Regions from separate parts of the Mus musculus genome. Here region 2 is linked to region 1. The links are chromatin contacts, found by Hi-C or POLR2A ChIA-PET in ENCODE. All regions are on one chromosome and are shown on one strand. Each heading gives the region's core, a stretch centred on a gene start or an enhancer-like site at or near the end of the contact. The rest is flanking DNA. Distances are from core to core; before and after follow the strand shown. Region 1 holds the start of Fdxr (ferredoxin reductase). Region 2 holds the start of Tmem104 (transmembrane protein 104).

Region 1 (6,425 bases), core at 3,461-5,960:
GTCTACGTGGGCATGGGTGTGGTGCTGAGGGAGGAAAACAGCCGGTGGGTTCAAGGGGGAAGCTGGGCCCCCACAGGGTCACCCTTCCCATGGCAGAGCAAGAAAACCCAGTTCAAATGGCCAAGGAACCTGGCTCTACCCATCCATGAGCAGAAACAAGGACCCAGCGTTCCTTCTGCCCAGATAAGGGCTCTCGAGGAACAGGGCAGCAAGAGAAACTGAGGTCAGATCTCAGGGACTTCCAACAGAGAACGTGAGGAATTGGAAGTGTCAGGACTTCATCCTCAGGTCAGATGTAGACCTTCGAAGACCTTCATGACATGCTGGCCATGTGATCTGAGGACCTGCCTTAGCTCTAAGTCTCCAAGATGATGCTACTGTGTCAGGGATTAGCCAAGTGGGGAGTGGGGACAGAGAAAATGAGGCACAGCTGGGGCATGTGGGGTCAGAGAAAATGGGGATACAGCTGGGGCATGTGGGGACAGAAGGGGTGGCAGAGGGCCTACTCCCAGCTTTAGAAAAACAAGTCTGGCTATTTCAGCTGCCCCATGTCACCTGTGTCCCAAGGCACTTTACAGGGTACAGGGAAGGTCTGAGATTGAAACTAGCCAAATGAGCCTGGTCTGGCTCTGCTGCCACCAATGGCACGGACCCGGTAAGTCCTAGAACAAGCCTGGGCCTCGGTCTCCTTCTCTGTGAACTGGGAGGCCTTGGGGAAGGTGAGTCAGGGAAGAGAGTGCCCTGACCTCTCCCACCCAGCTCAGAAGGACTCAAGGCCGATGGGTTTCTGCTTATCTCCCCTGGCCTTCGTCCAAATCCTGTTTCCCTCTATTCCACCAACTGCCCTAAGGCCAGCCCCTCTAGCCCCTCTGCCTTTTTGTCCTTGGTCAGACCCTAAGCAGCCTCCCAAATGGCCTCTCTCAGACGCCATGGAAACTGAAGCTATGGAGAACTCAATGGAGAGTGTAGCCGTGAAGTCCACAGCCACAGAGCCAAGCCTTGTCCCGCCACCAACTGCTGGGTCACGAGGGAGGGGTCTGCTCAGTACGATGTCTGGTCCCTCTGGACCACACTCAAGGCTGAATGAGTCAGGCTCAAGAGCTCAGCCTGAGGCTCCCCCAGTGTGAGGACACAAGGGACTCACTCAGGTTCCTTACAGCTGTGGCTTTCCCTGTCCTTCTTATGGCCACAGGTCAGAGTTCAAACTGCTCAGCCTGCTAGCCATCCCTGATACAACCTCACCTCATCATCTCCATCTTCCGCTCCATCCCCCTGCCCACAGTAGCCCTGATCTCACACGCAGACCCATCTTCCCAGAAACCTCTCTCTCCTCCCACCAACTGTTGCTTCTCTGGCCCTTTTCCTAAGATGGACAATCCCCAAAGCAATTCTGCTCTGGGGTCCCCTGCTCTTCCTGAATTTACATGTCCTGTGTCCTAGGGAAATCTTCCCTACTCCCTCCTGTGACCTTACATCTTGGAGGCCTGATGTGGCCTCTCTATCTCCCCTCCCCCTCCTCTCACCCTATCTCTTTTCCCATCTGAGATCCAGGATGCCTCACTCCACACATCGAAGCCCATTCCTTGACCCCTGTCCTTTCCCCTCTATCCGTGTTTCCTTTCCCTCCACCCCTGGAGCTCCAGTCGTGGCCCTTGGCCTCCTCTTTCACCTTGACCTATTCGGTCAACATCCTTTCCTCCCCCACTCTCTTGCTCTCTGGGCAAACAGCCCTGCTTAAGGTCTACCCATCAGAGAGAGCACTCCCAGTGACAAGTGGGCTGGGGGAGCTGCTGGTGGTCGGGTGCCCGCCCATCACTCACGAGGCCCTGTGTTCCATCCCTAGGGGAGGCTTCCTTGCTTTTCCTTCCTTAAATGTCTTTTTTTAAGTTATCCATATGTGGGGTGCAGAGAACAGCACCCAAAGAGACCAGAAGGTGGGTTCAGAGCCCCCGGAGTTATAGATGGGTGTAAGCTGCCTGTTGGGAGTGCTGGGAACCGAACTCAGAACTTCTTCAAGAGGGGTCGGTATGCACTCTTAACCACTGAGACATCTCCTCTCTCCCCATTTGCTCGAGATGACTCACTGAGGCCTGTTGCCTATATCTGTGAGTGTCAGGATCTACCCCCAGCCCCCAGGGAGTTTGCTTAAAACTGCTGATTCTGAGAGTCCTAGTCATAGAGTTTGGTTAAATCTGAGCTGAACCCAGAAATGCTTATTTAGATAAAACCGCTCCAGCAGGGAACATGGAGAGCGTCCAAAGAAAGCCACTCAAGTCTACAACGTGGTCAGTGGTCTCTGGGTACCTTGTGATCTGGGCCCTCACCTCTTCACCCCTCAGATACTCAATGGCCTTCTGGAATAGGCTCTGGAATGATGGCTCAGGGCCACTCTCCTTCCTCTGGCCTTCATCCACATAATTCCTCATTCTTGAGGCTATTTTATTCTCATATGCTCCATAAAATACAGTTTGCACACCTCTCCCTCTAGACTGGGCTAGGGGTTACCCCTAGCTTAAGCCCTAAAATACCTTGTAAACCAGCCTCCTCGAGCTACACTGTCAGGTCCATAAACACACCCGCGTGCCTGCAGGTCAAGATCCGCCCACTGAGAAGACACAAAAAGCCCTGCCTTCTAGATCCTATTCATTCCCTCAACCTCAGTGCCCCTTACAAGTACCCTCCCTAATACCAACCACACCACCCACATACCCACCCCAACCCTGAGAACCCCTGGGTCTCCATCCCAGAGCCCAGGCTGTCCTTCAGCAGTGGCCTTGCACTCCAGGCTGACTCATGTCGGAACCTGGGAGCTTGCTGAAGCCCAGACATGACCTTTGGTGCTTCTCAAATATACATTCTCTAGGGACAGCTTCTGGTAGCGCTGACCTGTGTAGATCATGGTATGTAGCTGCAGAGTCATGCATAGGTCACTTCACAGCAGAGGTCTCCATGAGACCCTCCTAGTGTCAGCTCCAGGTAAACCAGGCCACTGGGTCACTCTGCCTTTCAAACATTTGTATGTGATATCAATATAATCATCGTTTTTTCTTCTGTCCCGTTGGTATTACAAGCCCCTCTAAAGTTCAGACACTGTCTTGTCTCAGTCAAGCTCAGTATTCCTTACTTTTTAAAATTACTTATTTTATCACTTTTAGTTATGTATGTTGTGTGTGTGCAAGAATGAAGGGCCAAGCAGAGGCCAGAAGAGGACATTGGGTTCCCTGGAGCTGAGTTGTGAGCCACTGTGTGGGTGCTGGGAACCCAACTCCCATCTTTTGGTCCTCTGTGAGACCATAAACACTCCTAACCACGGAGCCTTCTCTGCAGTACCCCGCCCCCTTCCTCTTTTGCTTTAAGGTCTGAGACAGAGTTTCCAGTACATCTGGCAACCTTGAGGCCCTGTCTGGCAAGACTAATACTGAAAGCTTTGAGACCTTGGCCTTTGTGGAAGAGAATGGTCGTGGGGAGGGCGCAAAGCTGCAGACAAGATTGCCTTGAAATATAAAATGCTGGAGATAAAGAAGCGTAAAGATAAGGGGAGGCGAAAGCCATCCCATTAGACTGAAAAAGACTTCCCTACAAAGCAGAAGACAGCTGCCCATCTGTCCCCAACCACCATCCATGGAACAAATGCATGTCTCTCACAGCTGAGGACCTAGGGCGCCTCAGCTATACCTGTGGAATCAGTTAGAAAGAACACAGCTTACATTAGTCAAAAGCCCCTTCCTTGTCAGACAAACCAAAGGGCTGGAGCCTACCCCCAGAATTGGGACAAGAAATGAATGGTAAGAAGGGAGCCTGGAAGGAGTGCCTCGCTTACCTTTAACAAGTGTTGGGCTGTGTAGAAGCCAGCTGGGCCACTGCCGACCACACAGATCTGAGGGGTCTTCTCCTGTGTGGAGAACTTCTGGCAGAAGCCTGGGGCTAGGTAGAGCAGGGGACAGCAGGGTCAAACCAACACCCTCCTACCACCCCAAACCAATTCTGTCCAGTTGCACCTTGCCTTCACCCTCACCTGCATCTTCCTTTTTCCGTTCCTCAAAGCTTCACCATTTCATCTGAATGCCAGAGCTGTCTTTATCCAGAACCCCATGTCTCACCCATGAACAATAACAAATAATCTGCCCCAGACCCCCTTATCCCCCAAGCTGTCCTGCACAGCACTATCTTTCTTGAGAGGTTCCTTATGTGATCTCATGTCTTCATATGCCCATCACGTTTCTATTTTGCTTTTTTCTAGCCCTTCTTTCCCCCACAGAACTCTATTGCTCATCTCCTCACCTCGAATTTGCCTGTCACCTCCGTTCACCTCGTATCACACATAAAGACCTCATGGTCTATCCTTTTAGCCTTTACTGAGCTGTCTTACCCAGGACGCCTTACATCTCTTTGCACAGATCCTCCCCTCTCCATCACTCCCATTTCTCCCGCAAGAGCAGACACGTTCAGCTTTGCCCCTCTCCAGCCCCGCCTCAGCTCTGCTCGGACCCCCGCTCTTGATCACAGGCCTCCCCTCGCCCTGGTGCAGCCCCCAAGAGCCCTGCTCCTACTCGGAGTGCTCCTGGAGGGAGACGGCCGAAGCCCAGACCACGCGGACCAGCGCCACCAGTGCCAGCAGCGAGGAGCCATGGCTGAGAAGTGCAACCAGCAAGCGGAAGAGCTAGCAATGACTCTAGTGCTGAGCGCAGGTCCAGCAGCCCGCCGAGGACGCTCCTCTGGACCCGCCCATCACTGGAGCCCCGCCCCAAGCCTCGCCTCCCGCTTGCTTAGAAACATCAACTTGGAGACTTCACCAAGATTTCCGAAATAACCACGCCCCCAAAGAGAACCATGCCCCCATCTCGCCAAGGCCCCGCCCCCAGAACGTCCAATCCTCAAAAGCTTATCAAATTTCTCCGGTCTTCCTAGTACCTCCAGATGCCGGAAGTCTAGATTTGAAGAAACGCGAATCCCCTATGCTGTTTCAGTTGCTCTTGAAGAAGGGAGCCAATTGGAAAGGAGCTTACTTTATGTAAAGCTTGCCGCTCGCTGATGACGCAATGCCCCGTTGTCGTTGTTTGAGTGATTTTTGTATCAGCCAATCAGAAGGCCAGAGCCCGGAAGTCTCGTGTATCCGCTATTCTTGACTCCTCGATTTTTAAGTCTGGATGTTGAACTGATGTAGCCTCAAACAGCTACTTGTGCGTGTCAGAGAAGGACAAGTGTTAAACTCTCAAGAGCTTATTTCTAGTCACCCTCTTCCCACGATGGGGGAGGAAACACGCGAAGAAGTTCCCCCTCTGGCACTGAGACCAGAGCCCGACCTTCGACCCTGGTCCGACAGTACAGGGATCAGGGTGAGACCGTACCTTAGGGGGCACCCAAAAGCTCAGTAGTCAAGGTAAATCATTCATATTCCATGTTTTAAAAGAAAATTGATGCAAAGCCTAAAATCAATATCTTTTAAAAGTTTTTTCTAACATTTATATATTTTATTACATTATTTATGGGGGCCGGTGTACACTTGCCACAGCGTTCGCGTGGTGTGTGGTAGTCAGAGGACAGCTTATAGGAGTTGGTTCCCTCCTCTACGTGAATTCCTGGGTTTCAGACTCATTTAAGGCTGAGGGCAAGCAACTTTACCCTCCAGCCGACCCACACATGTTTTCTACACAAGAACAGGACCTGAAGAAGGGTGAATGCTTAATGTGCACATGATCCTGGTTTCGATTACACCACAAAAAATATAATTAAAATAAGGGCAGGACCCATTGTCACCTCTAACCAGACAAGCCCAGTGCTTCTCTGAGAGTCCTTCTCCTTCTTGGAAGACTAACCTGTCATCCTCACAACATCTGATTCTTGTTTATTCTTGTTGAAGATTGAACCCAGGGACTTACAAAATTGCTCTACGTTTTAACTGCCCCCTGCCTCGCCCCGCCCCGCCCCGCCCCTAGCTGAATCTTCTATTCCATAATTCAGGTACAAAGCTAGCCTGGGCTGTATACAGAGTGGCACCTGATCTCACAAAACAGTATGCCACTTGTTTTGTGAGAGGGAAATGGCAGTAGGAACGTGGTCATACCAATGGAAACTGGCTTGACTGACCTGACTGTAATCTGGAATTCTTGGGCCAGATGAACGGCTAGGTGACAGCTTGGTGAACTTCATGCTGAGTCAGTCCATTTCAACTTTCAGGCTGGTCTGCTGGAGCCTTGTGTAGGAGCTTAATAATCCAGAAGTTTCCCCTGTTTTGTATTTCATATTTTTTACACTATTTTAAGAATGTTTTTAGCCATGCTGCGGTGGCACTGGGGAGGCAGAGGAGGGCAGAACTGTGAGTTCGAAGCCAGCCTGGTCTACAGAGAGAAGACAAAAGAACAACAACAAAAATGAAGGTTATTTTTAGTTGAAGTTTGACATACAGAGAAGTGCATTCATTCCCA
Region 2 (6,322 bases), core at 3,282-5,781, 89 kb before region 1:
AGGGTCAGTGTGTGGCTCGGAGTTGGCGAGTGTTCTTGACCACTGCTAACCAGGGGAGGCCATGGCTGGCTCAGGAGAGCCTGGCGCAGACTGAAGAGACTGCACTTGTGTCTCCCATGCAGCCGTCTGGCCTTGGGAGTGGGCAGTTCCAACTCTTCTGCTCGCTCAGGGTGGCTGTCACAGGCTCGGCCTTCCTGGTCCTGTAGGGTCTCTCTTCCATGTGGCTCGTCTGCTCTAGAATCCACTTCCGCTCTGGCTCGCTCACTGCCAGCCTGAGTGTCACCTCCTGGAAGACGTTGCTCATAGCCACCTGTAGAAGCCAGAGAGCAGACCTACTGAGTACCACCCCAACACCAACAGCCCTGCTTCCCTAGGCCTCCCCACCAATGATGCCCTGACCTGCTTAAAGTGAAGTTTCTGGAACATCCGGATGCTAGGTTCATTTTCTTGCCCGATTTTGGCCTCAAACTTGGTCAGACCTAACTTCGTCACACCTCCAGTTACAGGGGGGCGGGGAGGGGAGAAGAACACAGTAAAAGCTCTACTCTTCTAGCCTCTGGTCCCAGTCTGCAGTTGGGGGCTTGTCATCTGCTGTTTCCCCCACCACCCCCAGAGGTTCAGCTGAGCTCTGCCCACCTCTACCCATGTGGTCAGTTCTGTCTGTCTTACCGTAGGACATGATCAGGAGAGACGCCTCAGTGCCAAGTCCCTGCCGCCTGTAGCTAGGCTCTAGGAGAAAGAGCACACTCACTGTGCCTGGTACTGGACACCAGGCTCTGGTGTGCATACCTGACAGGTACTGGCTCACTAATTTACCAAAACTCCACTGTTAGCATTCTGCCCGGGAAAGGCAGGCACACAGAAGTGGCAGGGCACACGAGGCTCCCAGCAATCTGAACCCTGCTCCTTTCACCAGGGAGCTCTTGGCAGAAGCTAAGGACCAAGGACGCACAAGCAGACAGGGCTCCTGCACAGCACGGCAGGACGTCTCCTGAATTGTTGCTCTGTGGAGGATCTCCTCCCAAGCAAGGGACAGGTGGAGCTGTGAAGATGACAAACGGGTGGGGCTACGGGTGGGGAAGATGGCTTTGATGCCCAGAATCCATGTGAAAAAGCTAGGTGTGGTGGCATAGACTGGGAGCCCTGGACTGGGGAGGCACAGCCAGCTAGCCTGGCCCACTTGGCAACTTCCAAGCTGGTCAGAAACCCTGTCTTAACAAAAAAAAAAAACGAAGACTTAAAAAGGTTGATGGTATGTGAGAAACAGAAGCCAAAATTGTCCTCTGGTGCATTCGAGAGTGCGCGCACGTGCACACACACACACACACACACACACCCAGGCTAAAGGTTAGGGTCACACCAAGGCATATGGAAGAAAGTGATGAACCCAAGGGTTAGTCACCGTGCTAAATGTGGGACAGGGGGACAATCAGCCACCATCCAGCGCTAGCTGACGACAGCTGACTGAGCCAGCCCTGGGCACCCAGTAAGCTCTCTGAGGTTCTGTGGGAACCTGGTGAGACAAACCTGCAATCATGACCTCGATCTCCCCCAAGGTGGGGTCTTCAAGGTCTGTGAGGAAGAGGTTCACATCTCCCACCATGCAGCTCTCTTCAGGGGGCCGAGGCTGGGCCTGCCATTTCTCTGCATCCAGCACAATGAAGGTGCACTCTGAGGGCAGAGGCAACAGGGTTAGCACCTGCAGACTTGATCTGAAGTGGAAAACAGCCTTCTCCAAGACATCTGTACTCAAAGGAACAAGGAACCCGAAGGGTAGGAGGACCTCTACCAGGCCACACACAGCAAGGGAGGGGACAGCAGGGCCTAAACAAACAGCTAGAAATCAAACTGCTTTATTTTCTCTACATCCCTCCAAGCCCAGGAAAAAGGAGTCAGCCGCAGGGATCACTTCACTTTAAGCGGTTCAAGTATGAGCAACCTCCAAACTTGTCACCATCGTAGCTTAGTGACGCCCCCGGAGGGGCAGCAGCTGAGGAGTGAGAGAAAGGGAGGGTGGAGGCTGCCTGGGGTGGGGGTGGGGGCCTCCTCACTGTCTTCATCTTCACACCAGCTACACTGCATCTCATACTCCTGCTGTAGGGTCAGCTGCTCTGAGGCTGTCAGATGCCGCAGTTCTTCTGACTTCATCCACTCGTGGTATCTGCAGGGGTGGGGAGGGGCAAAGGCCTGCCTTAGATGAGAGATACTGACTCAACAGCACTGGGCTTCCTGGGTGTGGAGGGACAGGCCTGGAGGCTCAGCACCCAGGGGGGTGGAGCCAGGAGGAGCAGCCCGTTCAAAGCTACCCTGCGTTCTAGGAGACCCTTTCTTCAAAGCAAATGAACAGGAAGAGGAGGAAGTGTTTAAGCTCTGTTTGGGAGTATTCTATGCCAGGCTCTCAACACTACAATATCCAAGCAGCAATGAAGTATAAGGTACAAACAAACAAGAATCTGACACTGGGTGTGGTGGCGCATGCTTTAGTCCCAGCACCAGGGAGGCAAAGGCAGGTAGGTCTCTTTCTATAGCCTACATAGTTCTAGGCCAGCCAGGACTACCCAGTGAGTCCCTGTCTCTAAATAAATATACATAAATTTAAAAATAAAATAAAATACGGATGTGACATCCGCTCTTTTCTGGTTTTGCCCACACAGGATAAGTGCTGTGGAAGTAAGGACGTTAGTCATTTTCACTCTATGTCTAAACACATTGTAGCTGGGCAGTGGTGGCGCACGCCTTTGATCCCAGCACTTGGGAGGCAGAGACAGGTGGATTTCTGAGTTCGAGGCCAGCATGGTCTACAAAGTGAGTTCCAGGACAGCCAGGGCTACACAGAGAAACAGAGAAACCCTATCTCGGGGGGGGGGGGGGGGATAAAAACAAAAACATTGTAGGTATTCAGTTAATATATAATCGATTAAAAAAATACCCCACTCAAAAAAAGAAAAAGAAAAACCACAAAAAGTCTGAGTTTGTGCTTTCTGAGGTGAAGTGGGTATGGGTAGGCAGGAAAGGTAGGTTCTTTTCTCAGGCAGCAGCAGAGAGGGTAGCTCTAGGGGCCCAGCTTCCCACCCAGGTAATATAAAACCAAACACTCCCCCAGTTCCTGAGGGTAAGGGTATGCCAGTCCAGCCCAGCAAAGAGGGCTGAGGAGACCTCTACAAGGCAGGGTGACAGATCTCCCCAATGCAAAACTATTGTCCCCTACAGAGCCAGCTTCTCAATCTGTCAGATGTTTGCCAACTAACCTCACAAAGAGTCCCTGAATCTCACTTCTGGCCTTTAAACAGTAGGCATCAAAATAATGAATTCAACATCTGGGACAAGCACACGTTAAGTCTCCAGAGGATACCAGGGAACGCCATAAGTAATTTAGAACGAGGGAAGAAGACATGGCTTTGTTTTTTTGTTACACACACATCTAGATGATGTAATCCCTCATTGAAAAGCCAAAAAGAAAGCAGAGAGATGGATGACAAGGAAAATAAATGAAAAATGAGCCCTCCACTTCAGCTTTATTCCTCCTGCATGTAATTCCCACCCCCAACCCCCCACTTTGAGTCACAGTCTCATTAAGTATCCCTAGCTGGCCTGGAACTTATTATATTGCCCAGGCTAGCCTCAATCTCACGGAAGAGATGGACCTGCCTCTGTCTCCCAAGTGTTGGGCCAGAATCAAAGGTGTACAGCACCACACAAGTGACGTTTGTTAAACAAGACAGGCTCCTAGATTAAGGCACCCTGTTTCCAATTGCCCTCCACGCTACAACCAGTCGGGTAATGAGTTAGTTACCTGGGCACATGCTCGGAGGTGTAGGGTACCAGGACCACCTTCTTGCCCACTAGCATGGTGTTCTGATTCAGCTTCATTGTAGCTGCCTACTAGTGGGGAGAGTTAAAGACTTCAGAGCCCCCATAGTGTCTTCCCACGCAGGGTGGAACTCTTTCTGTAGCAGTGGAGCTATGTTGACAGAAGAGCGTCCTGCCTTCCCCTCACAACTACGTGAAAGAACGGGGATTCTAAAACTCTTGTAAGAGAAAGAGCCGAAGTGGTCAATACATCTGGGCTCTCACCCAGGGGCCAAGTTCTGGCTCGGTTTCCAGCCCATTCCTACACAACATGCCCGTCCACCCCCAAATGACCTGTTAATCCTTTTTTTAACCTGTTTCCAACCCTAGCCTCCAGCGTCCAGAGTCCACGTCACTCGGCTCTGGCCCTTCCGTTTTCCTGTCCCCAAGCCCCACTCAAAGTTCTCAGGCCTCAGCCCTTTGCGTGGTTCCTCGGCCGTCTAAGCGCTGTAGTTTGCAAACTGCAAAGCTCACAACCACCCCCTGCCGAGGAAGGCGTCCCCAACGACAGGCGTCAGCGTCTGTCCCGGAGAAACAGGCTTTCCGCATGCGCGTAGAGGGGCTTGCTGTCCGCTTCCGCCAGGCAGACGGCAGCCGCAAAGCCCAATCCCGGCCCCGCCCCCGCGAGGCATCCAATCAACGCACTGCGCCCCTCCCCACGCGCTCGCTTGGACGGGGGACTGGGAAGCGTGCGCGTGCGCGTAGCGGGCGCTGGTGCGGGGCCGCTGGTGCCGGGTGGCAGCTGCAGAGCTGGAGGCGGTGGCCACTGTGCCTGGAAGCTAGCTGTGCTGCAGGTCTGGGACGGGCAGGAGGGCAGGACAGGGTGAAGATGGATGTGAATTTTAGAGTTTCACCTGGAAGGGAGGGGAAGGGGAGACTGAGGGACCGGCTCTGGAGAAGAGAGGGGAGGCTTAAGGGTGGGAAACCCTAAGGCAAAGCAAAAGGCAGGTGTCGGTGCGCGAGGCCCCATTTAAAAGAAGAGGCTTTGGGACAAGGAGTTAGGATGGAGGGGCGACCTTGGAAAAGCTGACTCCCGCTGTGGGCGGAGAAGCAGACAGCTGTGTGGGCTGTCCTGTGTAGTAGTGAGCTCATAGATAATGAAACGGACGTAAGCACTTTAGGGTAAAGGGGGCTGTGATGGTTAGTGAGGCTTAGAGGCCCGGAAAGCCCCTTCAGTCACTTGGAGTGTGAGCAGCATCCAGGCACCGAGAAGTGCCTTGCATAGCAAATCAAGTTAGAAGACATGGTCCAGGAAGCCGCGTCCCACCAAGGCTGTCTCATGGCAGATAGGGAGACCAAAGTGTCTGAGTTAAAAGGGCTACAGGTGAAAGCGGCAGACTGCAAACCCCCCACCCCCAGTCTCATCTCTGCAGTTAGAGAACTAAAGTCTACTCTTTTGTCTTAGGAGCTGCGGCTGCTGCTGCCACTGCATAGAAGTAACCTCTTGGGCCAGCCCTTCCTCACTCTCTGGAGATGGCAGGCGAGATCACAGAGACCGGAGAGCTCTATTCTCCTTATGTGAGTTCTTCTCCATAAATGTGTTCTGCTCACCACCATGCTCCTGGTTTCTAGAGAAGCCCACTGCTATCTGTGGACTATACTAATTATGGCCCTGGTTTAAATAGACCCTGGTGAAAAACACAACGGAAACTCCACATAGCTCCAGTCAGGTTCAGCTGTCTTAGCTAGACTCTATATATCAGGCTCGTTCCTCATTTGTTTATAATTTTTTAAAGCTTTTATTTTAAATGATGTGTCTACGTATGGATATGTGCATGCCTGTCAAATCCAAAAGAGGGCACCAGATGCCCTGGAGTTAGTTGTCGATGGTTGGATGCTGCTCAGTGTAAGTGCTGGAAGTGAACTCGGGTCCTCTGCAGGAGCAGCAGGTACTCTTAACTGCTGAGCTGTTTCTCCAGGCCAGTTCTCCTTTTAGACACCTATCAGAGAGCATCAAGCCAAATAGTAGTTAACTTGCTAGTCTCCCATAATATCTATCTCAGGACTCCCACAGATGACACACAGTTCTGCCAGTCAGCTGGGCAGTCACCAACAGCTGTCGCCATGGAGTTGTGTTCCTCTCAGTAGTCAGCAGCCTCTTTCTTCCTTCGCTAAATTCTAAATTGCACAACTCTTGTGGTCTTGGATGTTGAAAGAGGTGGTGAACTGCAGAGTCTCCCAATTGCAGTTTGGTAGAGCATGCAATTATGACAATTAGAGCGATTGATTCCCCTCTGTCTCGGCTCCGTGGCCCCTGCACTCCCCCCACACACACTCAGTTTATCTTCTCTCGGTGCTGTATCCAGTTGGTTGTGGTTATGTGGTTATTGCATCACGGGGCCTTCACTGGGTAAGTCGTTGGAGGTAATCGTGAGTTACCTGGGTTGACTCACATTGGTACCTGCTGTCACCAGGAAAAGCGGCTCTTCTCCACAAGCCGCCTTTTTAGGATTTTTCTAGTCTCAGCAGTGCC

Evidence for each region. A loop is a pair of places that touch in the nucleus more often than their neighbours do. ChIA-PET counts read pairs that join two places held with the same protein, here RNA polymerase II (POLR2A).
Region 2: POLR2A ChIA-PET joins it to region 1 with 52 read pairs in Patski. The contact joins the promoter of Tmem104 here to the promoter of Fdxr in region 1. A Hi-C loop is called at or near these places in 1 of 37 maps with a recorded cell type or tissue (mouse trophoblast stem cell). POLR2A ChIA-PET finds 5 or more read pairs at or near these places in 4 of 5 experiments (Patski and embryonic stem cell).

The regions. Positions count from the first base shown.
Region 1 is chr11:115,272,259-115,278,683 of GRCm38, forward strand. Fdxr (ferredoxin reductase) reads right to left here and starts at 4,711. Exons shown (of 12, transcript NM_007997.1): 1 at 4,551-4,711; 2 at 3,821-3,924; 3 at 1-24. The coding sequence starts at 4,629. Fads6 (fatty acid desaturase domain family, member 6) reads right to left here. Exons shown (of 6, transcript NM_178035.5): 6 at 6,369-6,425.
Region 2 is chr11:115,182,956-115,189,277 of GRCm38, forward strand. Tmem104 (transmembrane protein 104) reads left to right here and starts at 4,532. Exons shown (of 10, transcript NM_001033393.2): 1 at 4,532-4,643; 2 at 5,255-5,367. The coding sequence starts at 5,323. It overlaps Nat9 (N-acetyltransferase 9 (GCN5-related, putative)), which reads right to left and starts at 4,444. Exons shown (of 7, transcript NM_025400.4): 1 at 4,164-4,444; 2 at 3,794-3,882; 3 at 2,052-2,161; 4 at 1,528-1,671; 5 at 670-729; 6 at 400-494; 7 at 1-310. The coding sequence starts at 3,870. The coding sequence ends at 71.